Regions from separate parts of the Homo sapiens genome. Here regions 1 and 3 are each linked to region 2. A link is a contact called in ENCODE Hi-C data. All regions are on one chromosome and are shown on one strand. Each heading gives the region's core, a stretch centred on a gene start or an enhancer-like site at or near the end of the contact. The rest is flanking DNA. Distances are from core to core; before and after follow the strand shown.

What was found. A loop is a pair of places that touch in the nucleus more often than their neighbours do. Pooled maps may share reads with other maps.
Region 1: a loop to region 2 is called in a map with no recorded cell type, with 2.5 times the contacts of the local background. The contact joins two enhancer-like sites. A Hi-C loop is called at or near these places in 4 of 37 single-sample maps with no recorded cell type and 2 of 50 pooled maps.
Region 3: a loop to region 2 is called in a map with no recorded cell type, with 2.1 times the contacts of the local background. The contact joins two enhancer-like sites. A Hi-C loop is called at or near these places in 2 of 37 single-sample maps with no recorded cell type and 5 of 50 pooled maps.

The regions. Positions count from the first base shown.
Region 1 is chr3:190,090,746-190,093,627 of GRCh38, reverse strand. All of the region lies in intron 1 of P3H2 (prolyl 3-hydroxylase 2), which reads left to right. Among named protein-coding and RNA genes, the nearest start is that of P3H2, 29 kb to the left of the region's middle. Within about 2 kb of position 1,272, at least 3 of the 41 ENCODE cell types and tissues checked have a DNase peak (open chromatin) inside an H3K27ac peak, as active enhancers do.
Region 2 is chr3:189,562,406-189,565,482 of GRCh38, reverse strand. No RefSeq gene overlaps it. Among named protein-coding and RNA genes, the nearest start is that of TP63, 67 kb to the left of the region's middle. Within about 2 kb of position 1,487, at least 3 of the 41 ENCODE cell types and tissues checked have a DNase peak (open chromatin) inside an H3K27ac peak, as active enhancers do.
Region 3 is chr3:190,200,287-190,203,243 of GRCh38, reverse strand. No RefSeq gene overlaps it. Among named protein-coding and RNA genes, the nearest start is that of P3H2-AS1, 81 kb to the right of the region's middle. Within about 2 kb of position 1,288, at least 4 of the 41 ENCODE cell types and tissues checked have a DNase peak (open chromatin) inside an H3K27ac peak, as active enhancers do.

The DNA.
Region 1 (2,882 bases), core at 23-2,522, 530 kb before region 2:
CACCTTTGATGACTTCAGTTTCTGAAGATGACTTGTGGTTCATCACGATCCTTCCTTTTTATCCACTCTCCAGCTACCAATGCCTGTGAGTTCAACAACCGTGAGGACACTGCCTTAATAATTTTCCTTTAATTTTCTCAGATTTCTTTATCTGATTTCACCCTTTCTAGCTATCCAGCAGAACTTTCCTCTATGGCCTTCGTTCCTCTTTCCCTTTCTCTCCAGACCAACCCCCAACTCATGGCCAACCTCTTTAGCTAGTCACGTGTATAGAAGGGTAGGGCCATTTGCATTGCAATAAGGATTGATGATCATTCTTTTCCTCAACTGTCTGTCTTGTCAAGCTTTACAGCACTCCACCACTGTTCACTGAGCACTGCAGACAAATGACACAGAGCTATGTCTCTGCCGTCTACTATGTATTCGCACTGCATGATCACAACTAAGGTTTTAGAGTTGTTTATCAATTTTCTATTATCGTTGCTTAGTATTATTTCTTAGAATTGATGTCAGAATTATTTCTACTTCTCAAACTGTGTCCCTTCATTCTTTTCATGATTTTATCTCCCACACTACTAAGGAAAGCTCTAATAAAGGGAGGAATTTTGGGTGGTGAATTGGAGTAGGAGAAGAGAGATCACATGTATGAGACACTAAGCAGGTGAAATTAATAGGTGTTTGTATCATTTTTGGGGGGGATTAGAAAGTAAAGGAAGGGGATCAGAATTGACTCGGAGATTTAAAGCCTGGGTGATTGATGGATTGTGGTTCTATGAGCAAAAACAAGAACTACAGGAGCGGATGTAGAATAGGAAGGAAGGATATTATTTTCCTTTGCCCCTTCTTTTCCTCTTTGTCTTTTTAAAAGTCTCATTATCTTTGCTTAATTGCCTTAAATAAAATATAAAAATTTACTGCTTGAAATGAATGAGCTTTCAAAATAAAAGGGCACATACCAGTAAGACTGAAAAGAGTTCAGATCCCAGCTTCCCGAAAGAATAATCCTCTTAATAAGGCAGCTGTAAGCTCTCTAATGCTGGATAACTAGAACAGCACTCTGCCTTTGGAAAAATGCCATAAGTCCCTTGCACTTTTCCTTATTTTTAAAGATAGCCATGTAAGCAAGATGTAGCTCCTAATGAGAGTATTTTCTAGACTTCGTTCCTTGCCTTAAGCACTAGCTATTTTGCTAAGCAACTGTCTTCTTGGAGGGTTTTGCTTTTTAGCAAACCAAAGATTGACAAAGTTGGTGAGGAAGTGACTCATGGCATTGGGGTTATTTTAGTATAAACTACTTGCCCTGAGTACATGGCCCTTTTATACTATTTCAGCTGAAGTATTTCTCCTTTGATAGAAATATAGAGTTGCTAAGACCAACTGGATTTTTTTTTTTTTTTGACGGAGTCTCGTTCCATCGCCCAGGCTGGAGTACAGTGGTGCAATCTCAGCTCACTGCAATCTCTGCCTCCTGGGATCAAGCCATTCTCCTACCTCAGCCTCTCAAGTAGCTGGGACTACAGGTGTCCACCACCATGTCCGGGTAATTTTTGTATTTTTAGTGGAGACGGGGTTTCACCATGTTGACCAGGCTGATCTCAAACTCCTGACCTCAGGTGATCCACCCACCTCGGCCTCCCAAAGTGCTGGGATTATAGGCGTGAGCCACTGCGCATGGCTGGAAAACATTTTTACATGTAAGACATGGCCCCACTTATTTAATGCACATCAGTAAAACCTAGTTCCACGTTGTTCCTATTCTAATACATCAGGTTATGCTCTCTCTTCCCTTTCTTTAATATCTCAGCCTCTTTGCATGTAACATTTCCTACTTCACAGAGAATGTCAAAACAAAACAAAAGAAACAAATATGGCATCTCCAACATCTCTTTGCTTTCACACTGTCAGAATACTGTTTTCCTCTGCCAGCCTATGTACTCTTTAAAAAGCCTCATTTGCCATCATTCTTTTCAGAATTATCAGGTACTCTATTTGTTAAGGATCTGGCTTGTGCCATCTTTCCTTTGAAACTTATATTGATTGGTATTTATAAAGAAAACTTTCTAGTACAATATATATAAGCAAATAGCCATTTACAGACATTAAGATGTAATCACCTGTCCTAAATTGATATTGTAGTAACACTTCCTTTCTTTTCTTAGTAATAATGGGAAATAGGGGCATCCTATTATATCATTTCATTAACTATGAATTATGCAGAAGTGTAAAGTTGAGAGTGTATAGTCATTAAAAGAAGTTACTGTTAAGGTAACAAATGTGTCCACTTCGTGTTTCCATATGGCAATCATGACTCTTAGAACCACTTCCATCAATCTGAATGCTTTATATCAGACCAGAAAGCATTTAGCAAATTTGAGCTTAATGCTGTACCTTGGTAAACACAATCCAGAAGCTAAAATGGTCTCCACAAATCCAAATCAATACTAAAAGCCAACACATAATTTTTGGATTACTTGGCTTTTGATTTTTTGTGGCTGAAATTCCTCTTCACTTGCACAATAAAAAACTAGCTTTGATATTTATTTTATTTATAGAACAAACATTATATTCCAAATAAGACTGAATACCTGTGTTGGCAGGTAGAAAGAAGCACAGTCATACCTTATTTGTTCATAGTTTTGAGAGATGGCAGGCGGAATAAAAAAATAATACATGAGAAGGCTATGATAGTATTGATGAGGGAGTAGGTAACTGAGTGAATGAAGGAAACTTCTGTGAGAAATTGACACTGAAGTTACGTCTTGCAAAGGAGTAAAACATTCCACACAGAGGAAATGGGGTGGGGCTCTCCAAGAAAAAGGAATAATGTGTATAAAGACTTGGTAGTGTTCAAGTGCCTGGTGAAGAATTCTACTAGGTTTACA
Region 2 (3,077 bases), core at 238-2,737:
TTACGAGAGGAGGTGAATATTCATGAAGGTGGTCCGGACGCATGTGTATTGAACAAACATGCATGTTACATATGACCCACGTTCATATATAGAACAAAGAAAGAAAGAGAAAGAAAGAAGGAAGGAAGGAAGGAAGGAAGAAAGGAAGGAGGGAGGGAGGGAGGGAGAGAAAGAAGAAAGAGAGAAAGACAGAAAAAGAAAGAAAGAAAGAAAAGAGAAAGAAAGAGAAAGAAAGAAAGAAAGAAGAAAGTTCACCTTGGAGTAGGGACAATATTTAAATGTATTATAATTAGTCCCTATCCATCTAAAGGTCTTTTCAGGACACAAGGAATTCCAGTCAGTGCACAGCCTCTGTAAACCAACCAGAGCCAGTCCATGGTCAGTGGTCTTCTTATCAGAAGAAAGTTACTGAAATCAGTCACTTGTCCAATCAAAGCTATAATTATGGCAGGTAAAACAGTGAGGTCAGTGAGTGTATGGTGGTGAGCTGAAAATTGTCTTAATATTGCTTCTTTCAAGACCAGTGCTTGTTTAGATGCTAAAGAAAAGCCTTGTGGCATGGTTAGAACACAGTTTATTCTTTAGTGCAGGCATGTGACTTAACTCTTGCATGGCATGGCCTTAGGTCCTGTTTATAATTTGATAGTCTATTGTCATAAAGAGTCTGTTCTGTCAGTCTTGTGGTCTCTATTTTAACATTAATGCTGGTCAGTTATGTCTAAACTGCAAAAAGGAGAGGGGTTAACAGAGTATGTTTGACCTCCTGTCCCATCATGGGTCATGGCTGGAAACTCAGTTTTTAGGTTTTTCTGGAATCCCTTGGCCAAGAGGGGGCCTGTTCAGATGGTGGGGGCTTAGGATTTTATTTTTTGTTTACAAGGTCATCAAAATGAAATGTAAGTTGATTGCTTTTAATGATGCCTTTGTCAATAGATTCAACTGAAGAAATGATGGGGATACTGAACACAGATCCTACCAAGGGTCACTTCACATTTAAGTGCGGAAGTAGCCTTCCCATAGTCTTAGGCAGCAAACTCCAGGCTCTTAACTCCAGAAGCAACCTCGGTGTTAGGTCTTTTTTGTGGCAGATGGATAGAGGTCTCTTCAGGATAGTTGTAAAGGGTAGGCTACAGAGATGCTTGAAATATGAGACATTGCCCTGTAGTCAAAATTCCAACATTGAAGTTAGAAGCCTAAGGCCTTTTACCCAGAGATGCCAAAAAAAGGATATAATCCCAGAAGGTCAGGCTGTCCCAATCCTTGTATATGGATATACGTGAGAGGGTGTAGTCTCCCTCGCTGTCATTCACAACCATTCACTTGGACAGGAAAAGCCTCTGTGAACATGTTAAAATAAAACTTCCCCCAGGCTAACCAATTGCAGCAGAAATGCCTGTGGGTAACCAAACCCACAGTCACATAACTAGTAAAATGATTCAGTAAAATTAGTCAGTCTCTCTTTCCATTTCCACACCGAGGCAGAAGAGAACAGCCACCTGTGGGCTGTTAAGTCAGCACAGCATTTGTGTAGCCAGAAAAAAATGCAAACACAGGGAATTCTCCTCCTTCCAGGAGTGCCCTTGTAGGTTGTACTTATCCTGCTGAGCTACGTCCAATTGCATCTCTAGGCAGGACAGCTGCAATTCCCAAGAATCTGAGTACTAACAAGTCCTTGAATCACCTGATTATGAAACTCATAAAGTGCTGAGATAGTGTAGGGATGGGTTTTTAAATTCTATTGTACGAGTAACGTATGCTCAATGTAGAACAATTAAATACAAATAAGAAAAGAATCGAAGAAGAAAATAAAACCACCTGAAACAAAAGCTCAATTAACATTTTGGTGTATATCCTTTAAGATCTTATGCATTATGTGTATATGTATGTATGTAACATATACACAAATAATTGTATATATAAAATCATATTTATATCAAGTGTGAGATCATGTTATACATAGTTTTACATCTGCTGTTTTCATTCCACAATTATATATCATTAAAGTCATTCCATGACAGTTAATAATATTTCATTAAATAATTGTTACAGTTGCTTAGGATTCTGTATCTGTGTAAATAACTGATTCATTCTTATTAGACATGTAAGTTATTTTTAAAAATTTATTATAAACAAAGCTGTGATAAATATTTTTTTAGCTACATCTTTCCACATGTATTTAAATATTACCTTTAAATGAATTATTAAAGTAGAACTGTGAGGTCAAGAGACAAGAAGGGTCCTGCCAAAAAGTCCTCCAGAAAGTGGGTGCAAGTTCACTCCTATCGAATTATTTGAGAGTCCCTGTATTTCCCCACAATACATTCTCCCAGATAATCATTTAAAAATCTTTAAATTTAAAAGTGAATGTATCTTATTTTAATTTTAATTGTTTTGATTACTGGTGAGGTTATTATTGTATTTTTTTTTGCCATTTGAATTTCCTTGTGAAATTTCTGTTCATGACTTTGGCCTGTTTATTCTTCATGGTATTATTGTTTTCTTACAGAAGTGTAAAAATTATACTTTAAAGCCAACAATCCTTTGAAATAGTTATTGAACATGTTTTCCTATTAATCTTTAGTTTTTAAACTTCGTTAATGATGTTTTCCGTACTATAGAAGCACCGCTTTTTAACGTGGCAAATCTATCAATTTTATTCACATAGTTTCTGCCTTTGGTATTTTAACTTAGGTAACAGAGTTCCTGCTGCAACTGAAAAACTAAAGCTAGAAAAACCACCATTTTCAAAGTCAGGTATTGCCTTATTTGAAGAGACTCTCCTAGGTAGTGACTAGCTATGGAAATGCGACTAAAATATTCTTCACTGTTTACAGTTCAGGGCCAAGCAAGTCCTATTACAGGGAAGTAAACTGGTAAGTGCAACCAAGTGACAGGAAGTTGCCAAGACAAAAATACTCAAGAAGAAAATCTCTGCATAGCATCTGGGCTTATAAACTGTGAAAGCAGCCTAATAGTATACTTCTAAATGTTTAGCTGCTGGCTTTTTTGTGAAAAATGGATGCATATTTTTATGTATATAAGCTTATTATAAATTTTATTGACATAATGTTTACATA
Region 3 (2,957 bases), core at 39-2,538, 640 kb before region 2:
GGGTATCTTTACAGCAGTACCCCAGTCTACCAGTACCAATTTAATGTATTAGTCTGTTCTCATGCTGCTGACAAAGACATACCCAAGACTGGACAATTTACAAAGAAGAAAAGAGGTTTAATAGACTCACAGTTCCACTTGGCTGGGGAGGTCTCACACTCACGGCAGAAGGTGAAAGGTACATCTTACATGGGAGCAGTTTAGGAGAGAATGAAAGCCAAGCAAAAGGGGTTTCCCCTTATAAAACCATCAGATGTCATGGGACTCATTCACTACCATGAGAACAGTATGGGGGAACTGCCCCCATGATTCAATTACCTTCTACCAGGTCCCTCCGACAACATATGGGAATTATGGGAGCTACAATTCAAGATGAGATTTGGGTGGGGACACAGCCAAACCATATCACACTTACATAGACTTTTTTGTCACATCTAGCTCTCTAAACATAAGAAATTCATATTGGTATATAGCTTAAAGTTGAAAACAACTCTATTTTTTCCCAATGCGTGGTAAATTTTTAAAACATCATTCATGAAATACTTGCTCTCTTTTTCCCCCACCAACTTAAAATGTCACTTCAAATATCAGCTGTCAATACTTTTCATGAGTTTCTTCCTGGACTCTATGCGATTCAGCTGGCCTACTTGTTTACTTTTGCATATTTTGTGTCTTTTAATGACTGTTATGTTATGGTGCATTTTATATCTTAAGCAAGCCCTTTTTCTTCTCCTTTCTTTTTCATTTTTCTTTTGTTATTGTTTCACATTTTCTCTTACATTTGAACTATACTACCAAGTTATAATATTCAAATATACAAACAACATTCTTTGGGGGTTTTGCCTGTGATATTTTCAGACCTGTAGCTTACTCTGGAAGATGTATGCATATTATAATAATAAATATTTTAACAATTACAATATATCCCTTCATTATTCTATGTTCCTTAGTAGGGTTCTACAATTTTCCTTATAAATATCTTGTTCATTTCATGTTAGGCTTATTCCTACTTAATTTATGATTTTATTTCCTAGAACTTTATGAGAAGGAATATTCTGAACGGGTGCCCAATATCAACCTTAAGAGAAGGATATACCTCATATTTTTATTTTCCTAGCTCTATTGCCTGGCCTCCAATATACACTTAGTATGTACTATAATTAAAATACACCTTCGGGTAAATTTCGGTTTGGTTTTCTTTTAACCCATTACTTCTCAATGTACAGTGATAACATAATAAAACAAGCCACAAGATGGCAGAATAAGCCATCTTTCCTGGACTTATAGGAAGGTTTTTAGACAAGAAACTGATCACGACTTGCTCATGGAGAAGAATAAATTATTTTATACTCCACAATGAACCAGCATACTGACAATAGTATTAATCTTTTTCTTTTTTTTTTTTTTTTTTTTTTGAGACGGAGCCTCGCTCTGTCGCCCAGGCTGGAGTGCAGTAGCGCGATCTCGGCTCACTGCAAGCCCCGCCTCCCGGGTTCACGCCATTCTCCAGCCTCCCGAGTAACTGGGACTACAGGCGCCCACAACCACTCCCGGCTAAGTTTTTGTATTTTTAGTAGAGACGGGGTTTCACCGTTTTAGCCAGGATGGTCTCGATCTCCTGACCTCGTGATCCGCCCGCCTCTGCCTCCCAAAGTGCTGGGATTACAAGCGTGAGCCACCGCGCCCGGCCAACAGTATTAATCTTAAAACAAAAACTTCAATATAAAATAAAGAAAATACTTCTGACGGTAAAAACTATTACCATAAATTATACTTTACTAAATCCTTCATTCATATACATATACGAATACTATATAGAGAGAGTACTTTCTCTAATTCTTCTTCTTTACTCCACTGCAGAACTGTGGGTACTCAGTAGAGTTTAGTTTCTCATCTTCTGCTTTACTCTATTCTTTTTGTTTTTCTCTCTTCAAATAACTTATCTACTCTGATGCCAAACATCACCTCTGTGCCCACACCCGTCAAACTGTATTCATGGCCCTAAACTCAATTTCATTCTAAAGCCTTATTTATTTATTTATTTTAAGTTACATGTGCAGGATCTACAGGTTTGTTACATAGGTAAATGTGCAGGGTACATGTGCAGGATGTGCAGGTTTGTTACATTGGTAAACGTGTGCCATGGTGGTTTGCTGCACCTATCAACCTATCACCTAGGTATTAAGCCCAGCATGCAATAGCTATTTTTCCTGATGCTCTCCCTTCCACCACCCCCACCCCTGAGGTTTATGTCAAACCTCATATATATATAATATATAATATATTTTATTATATATAATATATATAATATATAATATATTTTATTATATATTATATATAATATATATTATATTTTATTATATATAATATATATAATATATAATATATTTTATTATATATTATATATAATATATATTATATTTTATTATATATAATATATATAATATATAATATATTTTATTAATATTATATATATTATATATATGAGGTTTGACATAAAAATATATTGACATATATATACACACACACATATACATATATATGAGGTTTGACATAAATATATATATACACATATATATGCGTGTGTATATATATATACACACACACACACACATATACTTGAATTATGTTTGCAAGGTGAGTTGCTGTTCTTCTTAAAGAGGTAGGCCAGGCAACTCTTTTATTAAGAAATGACTGACCGGGTGCGGTCGCTCACGCCTGTAATCCCAGCACTTTGGGAGGCCGAGGCGGGCGGATCACAAGGTCAGGAGATCGAGACCATCCTGGCTAACATGGTGGAACCCCATCTCTACTACAAATACAAAAAATTAGCTGGGTGTGGTGGCGGGAGCCTGTAGTCCCAGCTGCTGGGGAGGCAAGGCAGGAGAACAGCGTTAATCCAGGAGGCGGAGCTTGTAGTGAGCTGAGATGGTGCCACTGCACTCCATCCTGGGCGA